Linked DNA regions of Homo sapiens: all the other regions are linked to region 2. The links are chromatin contacts, found by Hi-C or POLR2A ChIA-PET in ENCODE. All regions are on one chromosome and are shown on one strand. The core of a region is the stretch at or near the end of the contact, and the rest is flanking DNA. Distances in the headings are between cores, read along the strand shown.

Evidence for each region. Hi-C counts contacts between places; a loop is a spot of excess contacts on that map. ChIA-PET counts read pairs that join two places held with the same protein, here RNA polymerase II (POLR2A). Pooled maps may share reads with other maps.
Region 1: a pooled map shows a loop between it and region 2 (5-fold over the local background). The contact joins the promoter of MARK2 here to the promoter of SNHG1 in region 2. A Hi-C loop is called at or near these places in 7 of 50 pooled maps. POLR2A ChIA-PET finds 5 or more read pairs at or near these places in 5 of 52 experiments (CD4-positive, alpha-beta T cell, CD4-positive, alpha-beta memory T cell, PC-9 and 2 more).
Region 3: a loop to region 2 is called in a pooled map, with 6 times the contacts of the local background. The contact joins the promoter of PLAAT4 here to the promoter of SNHG1 in region 2. A Hi-C loop is called at or near these places in 4 of 50 pooled maps. POLR2A ChIA-PET finds 5 or more read pairs at or near these places in 6 of 52 experiments (H1, WTC11, activated CD8-positive, alpha-beta T cell and 3 more).

The regions. Positions count from the first base shown.
Region 1 is chr11:63,837,604-63,841,856 of GRCh38, reverse strand. It overlaps MARK2 (microtubule affinity regulating kinase 2), which reads right to left and starts at 2,747. Exons shown (of 19, transcript NM_001039469.3): 1 at 2,297-2,747. The coding sequence starts at 2,350. RefSeq lists a silencer at 2,413-2,652 and enhancers at 2,663-2,812, 3,073-4,061.
Region 2 is chr11:62,853,129-62,857,154 of GRCh38, reverse strand. SNHG1 (small nucleolar RNA host gene 1) reads left to right here and starts at 1,270. Exons shown (of 9, transcript NR_152585.1): 1 at 1,270-1,731; 2 at 1,939-2,022; 3 at 2,604-2,636; 4 at 3,091-3,137; 5 at 3,322-3,354; 6 at 3,565-3,603. It overlaps SNORD28 (small nucleolar RNA, C/D box 28), which reads left to right and starts at 2,460; the gene lies at 2,460-2,534. SNORD27 (small nucleolar RNA, C/D box 27) reads left to right here and starts at 2,072; the gene lies at 2,072-2,143. It overlaps SNORD26 (small nucleolar RNA, C/D box 26), which reads left to right and starts at 1,789; the gene lies at 1,789-1,863. It also overlaps SNORD25, SNORD31, SNORD30, SNORD29, LOC124900306 and a transcript of SLC3A2 not described here. RefSeq lists enhancers at 1-214, 215-1,188, 1,157-1,336, 1,447-1,526, 2,164-3,138 and a silencer at 1,037-1,096.
Region 3 is chr11:63,534,658-63,538,409 of GRCh38, reverse strand. PLAAT4 (phospholipase A and acyltransferase 4) reads right to left here and starts at 1,602. Exons shown (of 4, transcript NM_004585.5): 1 at 1,533-1,602. The coding sequence starts at 1,541. RefSeq lists enhancers at 1,654-1,703, 3,361-3,450.

The DNA of each region.
Region 1 (4,253 bases), core at 1,498-3,997, 980 kb before region 2:
AGGAAATCAACACACACATCACAGGAAAAATACCATGGCAATAATACATTTACATGTAGTAAGCAGCACAAAGAAACCACACTGAGGCAGTCTGTTACTCTGCTCTGCTGAACACAATGCCCCCCACCAGCCTCACTGAGAGTAGGCACTCCATCGCCACTCCCCAAATGCCTGAGGGTGCCAGTCAGTCACTTGGCCTCCTCCTACCAGCTCACGATCAACAGTCTGGGAAAGTTCTCTGGTTAAGCAGGGTTTACCTGCTAAAACAAAGGTTGTGAGAGGAAAATGGGTGGAATAAGCAACCTCAAGAGGGCCCAGAGAAAGCAATTCCCAGTAAGGAGAGAGAAACAGCCGGTAGGCAAGGGAGAGAAAGACTGCGAGACACAGAACATGCTCCTCTGTCTCCAAAGACCCCTGTCCCATGCAGAACCAGCTGCCAAACCCAGTGATGAAATGGAAATCAACCATCCCTCCCTCTCAACCCCTATTTCACCCCCAGAAGCAAATAATCCACAAGTAATAAAAGGGTCAACCCTGCAGAGAAAAACTCTGCCTAGAACTTCTCTTTAGTTCCTAACTGCCCAGGTGACAGAGGGCCAGGGGGTAACAAAATAGAAAAACACAGTAAAAGAAAGGAGGTAAGATTTTTCAAAGAAGAATGTTCACATGCAAGAGAATACAACAACTGCTCTACCGGGCTACAAAGAAAGAAGGGAGTAAGAGGGAAACATAAAGGATGGAAGGAGGGGAAAGAAGGCAAAAAGCACAGCAGCCCCGGGGCAGAAGCACTTCTTTTTCAAGTCAAGTTTTTTTGGCCTAGTAAAGTTCTCCACCAAGAAAGGTATGACAGGCAGGGGACTCTGCACAGAGCAGTCAGCAAAGGACGCTAGAGATGGTGAAAGAAAGGGGAGGTGTGGAAAGTGGACGTCTCTGGGATCAAAAGTGAGATGACACAGAAAGGCTAAGACTTGGGTGAAAAACATAGCAGTGACTGCCAGGATGAGGGGGACCGTGTAGAGTCGTGAGGCTGAGGTGTAGCTCAAGAAACTAGCATGCAAAACACCTGGACTTCCTGGGCATTACAGAGACTTAGCCAATAGGAACAGAATGGATCCAAGCACGGTGTGGGGATACACAGGACATGAAGAAGGCAGGAGACTAATGCGGAGATGAAAGGCAACGCTGATTAAAAGGCACAGTAAGGAAGATGGGGTGAGGGTGGAGAAACAGGAAGGCAACAAGCAAGAAAGAAAATACTCTAAGTGCCAGGCACGGGAGTGAAGACACAGAAAGTCATCATGGTTTGTGTTCCAGCGTACGAAGACAGAAAGGCAAAAACTGTGATGCAGCGAGGTCTGGGAAAGGACTGAGCAACAGGTTGTGTTAATACGGTGGGGCCAAGTGTCTTTGGGTTGGGAGAAAGAGCCCAGTAGAAGGCTGGTAGAACACTCACAGAGAGAAACAAGAGGCCCAGGGACCTAAAAGCCAAACCCGAGGGGAAGAGAACAAGAGGGATCCAAAGACTCTGAAGGGAGTGATGATTGGAACCCCAAACGCAACCTGTGGGAAAACTATGCGCATGACAGCTGTGGGGAAACACGGAAGCGACAAATGCCAGCGCCAGGATCCAGGGAGCTCCTGGAGCAAAGAAGGGAAAGTGATGAGCAAAGAGTAGGCGAAGGATTTGGAAAGGTGATGAGGGTGGAGCTGGTGGGTTGCAAGCAAGAGGGAGAGCACAATTTGGAAAACGAAGAAGCAGGGTAGAAAAAGCTGGGGGAACTGCAAGGGGCCAGGGATCGAGAGCGCAGTCCAGGGCAAGGACCCTGAGGGTGATAACCCAGAGACTGGCAGAACCGGTGCGGGCGGAGGGGAAGCGAGGCAGGAGAGACGAAGGGAGAGGTGGACAACGATCTGTGGCAAATCGCGGGGTGCTGCTATTCGAGGAGCGGGAGGGTGGCTGCTTTAAGCGTGGGTGGAGGAAGACCAGAAAGGCCCCTGAGAGAAAAAGGGAAGAGAAAGGGAAGCTGGGGAGGTGACACGGAAGAGCGCAGGAGGGCGGTGAGGGGAGACGGGGGTTGGCAGAAAGACAAGTGTGCAGCTTGGAGTCAGGACGAGGTGGGTCCCAGGTCAGGACTCGGAAGCGGGATGTGCGGAGCCGGAGCCAGGAGCCGGATGACAGGGCAGCCGAGGCTTGCAGGATGGCAGCAGGGGCACGAGGAGAGCAGAAGAGGGAGGAGGCTCCGCAAGGTGCAAAGGGCCCAGCCAGAGAATTCGGGGAGCCCTCGGGGCTCCTTACCTGCTCCGTGTCCCTCTCGTTCAGCGTGGGTAGGGGGGTCCGAGCGCTGGACATGGCGCCGGTATCTCGGGGGAGGGAACCGAGAAGCTTGGAGGAAGGGAGGGAAGGGAAGGCGCGGAGCCCGGCCGGGCGGGGCTTCTCACAGCAGGAGCACCCGCCGCATGGGCCCCGGCCGGGGGTGCGGGGAGGCCGGGCAGCCGCTCACGCCAGCCCGGGGATGCGCCGCTCGGGCTAGGCCGCGCCGGCTCCGAGCGGCTCCGGACCGCACCCCCCCGACCCCCGGCTGGGCTGTGCCGCCTTTCGGCCGGGCCGCGCCGCTCCGCCTACTCTCTGCCGCCGCAGCCGGCCGCCTGCCTCGCTCCTCCCCTGCCCTCAGCGGCACTGCTCCGCGCCCGGCACACAGGCAGCCGCCGCCGGACCTGCTGCTCCCAACATGGCCGCCACCACCGCCGGCCCTCGGCTCTTTTCGCCGGCAGCAGCCGGAAACATCCGAAGCGGCTAGAAACGGGAGGTGGGGCGCGCCTTCTCCTCCCGGCCACAGACTACGGGTGAATTCCGGAAACAGCCGAAGAAGGTAAACCCCGGGGACGCGCTCTCCTCCTCGATTCCGAAGACGAAGCTTCGGCTCTGTTTACGGAAATCCACGAAGCGACCCCGGGTGCCTACCCCCCGCCCCCGTCCACGGCCATCCAGCCACGCCCACCGGCCTTTCCCCGCCCACTTCAAGGGGGCTTTCGGCAGTTTCCGGAAATACCCGAAGCTGCTCCGCGTGCTGAGCCGGCCACGCCCCCTCCCACAGCCCTGCCGAGGGCGGTCGTCGGCCATTTCCGGCAACACCCGAGGCCCTCCGAGCACCCGGTCGTTTCCCCGGGTGGCTCTCGGAGTCTGATTCGCTTCGTGTCTTTCCGTCAGTTTTCGGGCATTTTCAAACCTTGAACAGGAAGCGTGGGTCACCTGTCTGTGCTTGTGATTTGACTAAATACAAAACAAGATTGTTAGCCGTCCCTGTGATTGGCATCCTCTGGTTCTATAGCAGCTTCCTGTCTGCATTTCTGTCCATCTGTCGGTCAGCTCATAAAATTCATCTTCTTTTTATCATCTAGCCTATCAATATACCTGTCAAATGCAGCATCAGTCTATTGCCTGTCTGCCACCGTCTATCTTGGCTTCTGTGGATTCATCCGTGCATTCCCGCATCTAGTCCGCAGGGCTCGGCAAGGCCCCAGGCAGGCCCAGGGCAGCGTCCTCTGCACCGGATGCGGGAGCGTCCAGGGCCCTGCATTTCAGCCCCAGCTCTGCCAAGTGCCAATGCTGCGTGATCTTGGAAAAATCACATAACATCACTGAGTTTAGGCTCCTCTTTCCTTTGCCTTTGCTCCTGCGTTGACATTCAAAATGACATTTCTGAATTCCAGTTACCTTTTAAAATGCCTCTGCAAGATAAGGCATTTAAAGTTTCTTTTCTTTCCTCCTCTGGGCCTCATTTTCCCCATCAGTAAAGTGAAGCCATTGGATTCATGAACTCGGAGGTCCTTCTCAGCTTTGGAGAGCCCTTGACTAACAGGAAGTCTGTATGGCAACTGCAGTCCATTCCTCACTTCCCCTTACACTGCGTTACCAAGGACAGGGAGTATCCTGGGCTGATTTCCCCAGCGCCAAGCTGTCCTCACCCATAGTACCTGGAACACGTTGGAACCACACCCTCCCATCAGTGGCTTAAGGTGGGCAGGAGGCAGAGGCCCCGCAGGAGTCAGAAACCAGACTCAGGCAACAGGTTCCCAAAGGTACAGGAGCAGAGAGGCTCCAGGAGTTATTGGGAAAACTGCTGATTGGACCCCTGCTACTTGACCTCCAACTCCCAGCTACAGCATCTTGAGCCAGCCTTCATCCCATCAATCAGAGAAATAGGCATCTGAGCAGATGTAATTACCAGGGTATGAAAGTACTTCCTAAGGCA
Region 2 (4,026 bases), core at 21-2,520:
GCAAGCCTCCGTCTTGAAAGAAAAAAATGTTTGGCCGGGCGCGGTGGCTCACGCCTGTAATCCCAGCACTTTGGGAGGCCGAGGCAGGCGGATCACCCGAGGTCAGGAGTTCAAGACCGGCCTGACCAACATGGAGAAACCCTGTCTCTACTAAAAATACAAAATTAGCCGGTCACAGTGGCGCATGCCTGTAATCCCAGCTACTCAGGAGGCTGAGGCAGGAGAATTGCTTGAACCCGGGAGGTGGAATGCAGTGAGCTGAGATCGGGCCATTGCATTCCAGCCTGGGCAACAAGAGCGAAACTCCGTCTCAAAAAAAAAAAAAAAGAAAGAAAAAAATGTTTATAAAGTGTGCTTGTACACGTAGATGTTTACCACAAACGACTGAACTAATGTTGTCCGGTCTCAGTAAAACAGTCTATAGCTGACTGCAACCATATTGATCAGGCAGGAGTTGCAGCAGGCAGCACCGCCGGAGCTCTTTAGGGTTCCCCATCAATAAAATGGGGGTTGTCATCCTACCTAGCTCTTGGGATTTTGGTGGATTAATCGATTCATATAGTGTGCTTAAAACGGTGCTCCATAAATGTTAGCTAATGTTGGCCCGTAGTAGTCCAAGATCTAAAGAAAACGCACCAGAAGGCAGGACATAGGGAACCAGTTAGGAAAAAATCAGATCCTGTCTTCAGTGAAGCACTTACGTCCTGACATACTTTCCCGAAATGGCCCCACCAAAGGGGACCTCCTCCCGAGCTTAGCCCGGGATCCAGTACCTGAGTCGTCCCCCGCGCTGAGACCCTGGACACCAGCCTCCGAATGTGAGCCAGGCAACTGGCGCGGAATCGACACGACGGCGATCGAGGCTTCAGGAGGCTGTAGCTCCATGGAGGCGGATCCTGCACACAGGTTTGGGGTGTGTGGGCAAGGGGCAGCTCAGAACAGGGTTAGAGGGTAGGCAGTCGTGACCGTCAGTCCAGGATCGCCGTGAGGCAGTGATCTCACCGCTCCTGCCACATGCACTGGGTGAGAAAACCAAGCCGCAATGCGGTCGGTGAGCCAGCACGCTCCCGTAGGACGCATGCGCGCCTTTTTCGCGCCGCAAGTTCAGGTGGCGCTTTGTCTACGCCCTCCTTCCCTGGAACTCTCTACCCACAACTCCCCGGGGTCGCATGCGGTCAACGTATGCGCGTGCGCTCGCCGTAGCCCCGCCCCCAAATCCCGTGGGCCTCTGCGGCATGGTATTTAATCGTCTCCCCGGGGAGATTCGTTCTCATTTTTCTACTGCTCGTGGTAAGTGGCTTCGTGGTCTTTATAGCTGTTACTCTTTTGTACTTTGTCTTTTTCTTTTATTTTCTTTTGAGCGATTGTGCGAACATAGCATAGCACGCACTATGCCTTCTGTGTTGTAGCTGCCTGGCCAGGGCGACTGGCGGATAAGGTCTTGTGCGTGGCCTCGAGGCTTAAAAGTAGCAGTGGGGCTTTGTGAAGGACAAAATGGCGATGGCGGGCCGTGTAGGTCCCCCTTCCTATGATGAGGACCTTTTCACAGACCTGTACTGAGCTCCGTGAGGATAAATAACTCTGAGGAGATGGGCCCTGCAAGCCTCTTGCTTAGCCGTCTGTTCAGAAAATAGCGTTTTCGAAATGCCCTGAGTTGACCTAATGTCTTATTGGGCTCCTGTCTGCAGGATTTACGCGCACGTTGGAACCGAAGAGAGCTCTGTTGTTGCAGTAAGTTCTTACGGCCATTTCTTAATCTCTGCTCTTTCGTTGAGTGTGTGGAAGTTGCTACGGGGATGATTTTACGAACTGAACTCTCTCTTTCTGATGGATTAGTGGAGAAAACAGAAAATTCTGAGTAGCACTGTACTGTACGCAACAAATGTCAGGGCCCTATTGATTTGTCTGAGGTGTTAGTGAAGGGTGTTATTTTTTCAGATGTTCAGCCCACAAGAGCTTACTGGTGAAGGAATGGGACAAGACCCATCTTTATGCAAAGCCAGCGTTACAGTAATGTTCCAGGTAGGTGTACATGGTTTATGCTCTTACAGAGGAGACCTTGTAGATAACCACTCCATGATGAACACAAAATGACAAGCATATGGCTGAACTTTCAAGTGATGTCATCTTACTACTGAGAAGTGAGAGAGAGGTCTTAAGGGGTCTTTGAATGACTATTTTTAGGTACATAAAATGCTTTCCTCTGTTGTCTACAGCATCTCATAATCTATCCTGGGGAATTCAGCTGCCTCCCAGGGTGAATACAGGTAATTATCCAAATTGGTGTATGTCATCTTTGTAAATGTTCAAGAAAACAAGTGGCCGGCGGAACAATGTTTTTTGGCGCCTTCCATCTTGTTCCTCTTGAAATGATTTTCTGGGGAGGGAGATCGCAACCCGGTACTACAGTTCTTGTAAGGGTGTGCTGTTACCCTCATCCATATATCGATCACGTTACTGTCAGATGATTTGAATTGATAAGCTGATGTTCTGTGAGGTACAAAAGTTAATAGCATGTTAGAGTTCTGATGGCAGTTGTTGTTTATGAATAAGCTTCATTCCATCCTAATACCTTAAAATAACTAATTTGCTTTCCTTTCCAGGTATTCCTGATGACAGTCTGCCTCTATCTTACAGTAAGTTGTTTTTCGAATTCTATGGGCCTATTATCTAATAGATAACTTAGCCATTTTGATATTTGTTACCAAAGCCTGCTTAACCCATAAAGTTTTCTGGTTCCTCTTGTTCTCTGTAGTGATGTTTCTAGATAGATGCCCACTGATATATGCCCCTTTTTTCTCAGATAGATGCCCACTGATCTGCCCAGGGTCAGACGAATGCTTGTCAGTTGTAGCTTTCCAGGATTCTGCTCCAATGAGGAGGAAACATCCTGCCTTACCCCTGTTTTAGCCTGGGAACCAGTAATTGTGAACTCACCAGGGTTAACATGAAGAGGGCATGAGAGCTTATTCCATAAGGAATTGTCTGAGACATTTGGTTACCTTTTCTTAGTTTGTCCATTAGCAACCGTAACTAAAATAGTTTTGGCTGTTTGGGATAATTAGCTAATTGAATGATTTTTTGATTCAGGAGCAGCTTGTTGCTATATACCATTGAAAAGCCTTCAGAGCTGAGAGGTTAGTTGATATTTTTTGTTCCTTACAGCTTATGCCACCAAGTAGGCAGTTTCTATGATGAATCAAACTAGCTCACTATGACCGACAGTGAAAATACATGAACACCTGAGAAACTGGAGAACGCAGGGAGTGGGGGGTAACCATGTCTGAGGAATCTTTCACCCACAGCTTTGTTTTTCTCTAGGTACTACTAACCAATAACCTGCTTGGCTCAAAGGTGAGTAATTTCACGGTATTCAATGCACTCAGTATATAGGGTAGGAAAAAGTGCCTTTTTAGGCCTGTGTTTGTGATGACTTACATGGAATCTCGTTCGGCTGATGACTTGCTGTTGAGACTCTGAAATCTGATTTTCTGAGAATGATGGGTGGGAACAACATAATGCGGGATATGAGAAGCACTACTGACTTGGTCTTCCTCCTTTCAGGGCCAGCACCTTCTCTCTAAAGCCCAAGAGGAGTTTGAGGTAAATGGCTTTGCAATAGTTACCATCAATGGCTGCTATATAAAATTTTCTGTGATTTTTGTGTGTGATAGCACTGTGGTCTGGGTGAATGTACACAGACATAACTGGCTTAACCCAAAGTCTTTGATCTCCTGAACCACCAGTGATGAATTGCTGCTCACCAGTGATGAGTTGAATACCGCCCCAGTCTGATCAATGTGTGACTGAAAGGTATTTTCTGAGCTGTGAGCCTGCCTTCCAGTGACATGTTCTAAAAATTGCAAGTTATTTGAGGAGGCTTTACAGCCAATAGGAAGTTCTTGGGCTAAGTAGTGTTTCCTATAAAATGTGCCCTGAAACTTCTTTCTGCCAAGCAATAGATACAATTGAGAGATTGTAAAATGTGACATAGAATGAAAGTCTCTCAAGACTACATTTTTCTTT
Region 3 (3,752 bases), core at 353-2,852, 680 kb before region 2:
TCAGGCAGCCCCATGCCTGCCTCTGTGACCCCCACAACCCCCTGACCAGCCCCTGCCTCCTGTCCCTGCCACTCCATATCCAACTCCTCAGAACCCATGGTGGCCTTCCCAAGGGCACATCTGGCCATGACCGTCCTCTGACCTCAGGGCCCAGGACACACCCTGTGGGCAGCTCCCAGGCCCTTCCTGACTGGCCCTTCCTCACCCTCCTCTCCCTCCCTGGGCTCTGCACCCACAGGCCCACTGAGTGACATCCCAGCCCCTCACTACTGCCCTGGCTCTGGTCTCTGCTGCTCTGCACATCTGGTTCTCCCTGCCTCCATCACTTCCCTGCAGCCACTCTTCCTCTTCCCCTCCCTCAAACCCCCTCACCTGAGAAGCTGCCCTGATGGCCCCAGCCTGGCTCAGCTGACCCGCCACCCCACTCCTAGGACCTGGGTCCCCGGGGGCCTCTGCTGCTCTCTGCAGGGGTCAAGTTGAGCTGCAATTCCCTGTGCCTCCCTGTGCCCCTCTGGGCTGTGAGCTCCAGGCAGGCAGGATCCTGTGTGCTCCTCCCTCCCTGCACCTCCAGGACCCAGTGAAGGGCCTGGCGTAGAATGGGGCAAGGAAATAGACAAGGAAGAGGGAGGAGAAAGGAGCAGGGCCAGGACTCCCTCCCAGCTCCTCCTCTGTATGTCAGGGCACCACAGGAGATGGTTTCCATGTGGGGAGAGAGAGGGGCTTTTAACTGCAATGCTGAATGTCTAAAACCACAGTCAAGGTACTGGCAACCTCAGCTGGTGGCCAGTGAGATATGAGCTTTGGCCTGGGCTCCCTGTTAAAAGCCCTGATTTGTTTTGGCAGCAGTAAAGCCCTTCCCCAGGATCAGGTGGTGCTGTTGGAGTGGGCTGCCCTCCAGAATTTGCAGGACTCCTTCCCGGAATGGTTTTGTTTCTAGTAATAGCCTGAGCCCCGCTGTTCCTTTTTAGTCACACACCACCGAGCTCAGCCTGCTCTCCCTAGAGCTTCTGCCAATCGGTACATCTGGGCTGATAGGAGGAGAAATTTCAGTTTTCAGAAAGCTGCTGAGATTAGAATGCACCTTAGAAGGCTGGATGATGCCACAGAGGAACGAGGAGAGAGAAAGCATCGTTTGGGGCCGAGAAGGGACTGAGCCCCAGTCACAGCAGAAGCAGACGATGTTGGGATTTGCTTGCTTCCCACAACCCAGAGTCCCCCACCTGCCCACACTCTGGCTTCTCCTCAGGCTGAGGTAGATTTGACACCCGGCACCCCACAGCTCTCTACTACATGGGAGTCCCGGGCTCCCCGCACTGTGCCAGTTACGCAGAGGAGGTGGACTCTGCCCAGAGGACTCCCTGTCCAGCTGGGCAGATGCACTTTTAAAAGACAAATACAGTTTTCCATGACAGCCTTCTAAAGACGAGCTCTGGAGCTGTGTGCCCAAGGCCAGGAGCCTGGACTGAGGCCTTTCCTAGGGGGAGCTGCCCAACTGCTGTAGAGTCAGTAATGCAAAGCCCTGGGAAACTTACCGAAGCCATCTCGAAGCCAAGAGGAGGTCTGGTGCTCCTCTTGTTTGTGGATCAGCTTTTATGCTGAAGGAGAGAATTTCACTTTCACTTTCCTTTTGACACTGTTTCAACCTCACTTAAATACTAAACACTGTTTAAAAGAGACAACTGTTTAAAAAGGAGCTATTTCTCTAGATGGAAGGACTAATCATTTCTTACACAAGCCATGGACTCATTGGTGCTTTAAAGCCACCTTGGGAGCAGCCAGAGTCGAAGGGGAGCCCTGAATTTCTGCCCTTGCTTGAGAAATAAAGGTCTTTTCTTTTTTTTTCTTTTTTGTTTGTTTGTTTGTTTGTTTGTTTGTTTTTTTGAGACAGAGTTTCGCTCTTGTCACCCAGACTGGAGTGCAATGGTGCGATCTCGGCTCATTGCAACCTCTGCCTCCCGGGTTCAAGTGATTCTCCTGCCTCAGCCTCCCAGGTAGCTGGGATTACAGGCACCTGCTGCCATGCCTGGCTCATTTTTCCATATTTAGTAGAGACGGGGTTTCACCATGTTGGCCAGGATGGTCTCGATCTCTTGACCTTGTGATCTGCCTCCCCGTCGGTCTCCCAAAATGCTGGGATTACAGGTGTGAGCCACCGCACCTGGCCAAAATAAAGGTCTCTTCTAAAAAGAACCCTGGGCAGCTCTTCCTACTCCAGGAAGGGGAGGCATTCGGAGGCAGGGAGATGTCAATCCCCAGTGCACCCCATAGGACATTGTCTTGTAAAGACACCCAGAAAATATTGGGCCAGAAGTCTTGGGAGAAGGCCAGAGGGGGTGTTTCATTCCATGGGGATGCCCTGGAGGTGAGGGGTACCTTAGACCATGTGGAGCCTGGGAGCTCATGGCCCCATTAAAATGCATTTGGGTGCAAGAAGCAGAACTAAACTCAAAAGGGCTTCAACAGCCTGGACACCCATTGTCTCGGTAACAGAAAGGCAGGAAGAGGGTGACTCAGGTTGGGTTTAGTGGCTCACCAAGGTCACCAAGGACTCAGCAGGCTGTCTCCATTGCACTGGTCCTGGGTCTGCACTGTTGCCCTGCAGGGACTCCCATGGCTGTAGCAGCCTTGAGTGGCCCATTTTTACCTGGCTATGCCCAAAAGATGGAGGGAAAGATAATTCTCATTTGTCTTTTTTTCAGGGAGTTAAGTCTTTCCCACAGTTCCCCAGATGACCTGTTCCCTTCTCCATTGGCCAGAACTGGGCCATATTTTCACACCCAACCAGAGGCCTAGACAGGTGGATCACTTGAGCCCACGAGTTCAAGACCAGCCTGGCCAACATGGCGAGACCCCGTCTCTGCTAAAAATACAGAAAAAAAAATTAGCCGGGCATGGTGGCATGTGCCTGTACTCTCAGCTACTTGGGAGGCGGAGATGGGAGGATCGCCTGAACCCAGAAGTCAGGCTGCAGTCAGCTGAGATTGCTCCACTGCAGTCTAGCCTGGGCAACTGGAGTGAAACCATGTCTCAAAGCAAAACAAAACAAAAAACCCCCATTTCTGTTGTTTAGGTTAGCATGCCTCTGGGTTTCACTCAAAACACTGTTGAACGATGTTGCTGTGTTTGGGCAGAGCTTCCAGGGACCGCTGTGGATATCATGAGGAAGCCTCAGAGCTTTCTCGGGCAGAGCTTCTACAGGTGTCTTGCCGTGGTCAGTTTCTTTGCTGTTTTTATGGCCCTCTGCAGGAGTGTCCATGGTCATTATCTCAGCCACCTTTTGGTTTCAGTTTCTCATCAGGTCTTGGGGGTGTCTGGCCACAGCAGATGTTATCTTATTACCTCAGTCCTTTATACCTATGTTTATCATTTTGAGGGTTCAGCAGTTTCACTGTGGGCTGAGTCACTTGTCGTAAGTGACTCCATTTTGAAATATTTAGGATCACAAAACTCTTTAAGGGGGCCCCCACAAGAGTCTGCATTCAACAATCCCAGAGTCTGGGTTTTTGCCTTGTGGCATAATAAAAATTTTTATTTTTAAATAAATTTATGCCTTGTAGCATAATAAAAGTTTATTTATGCCTTATGTGGCATGATAAAAAAATATATTTTTGGTCTTTGACCCCAGTTCCAGACACAGAGGTCCTAAGACCCTTGGAATTTCCTGAGTGATAGGATGTCATGTTATTCAGAAGGAGTCTCTGTCAAACAAATCTGAGTTTATGCTAATGAGGTGGCTCTTGGTTGAGGAGGGA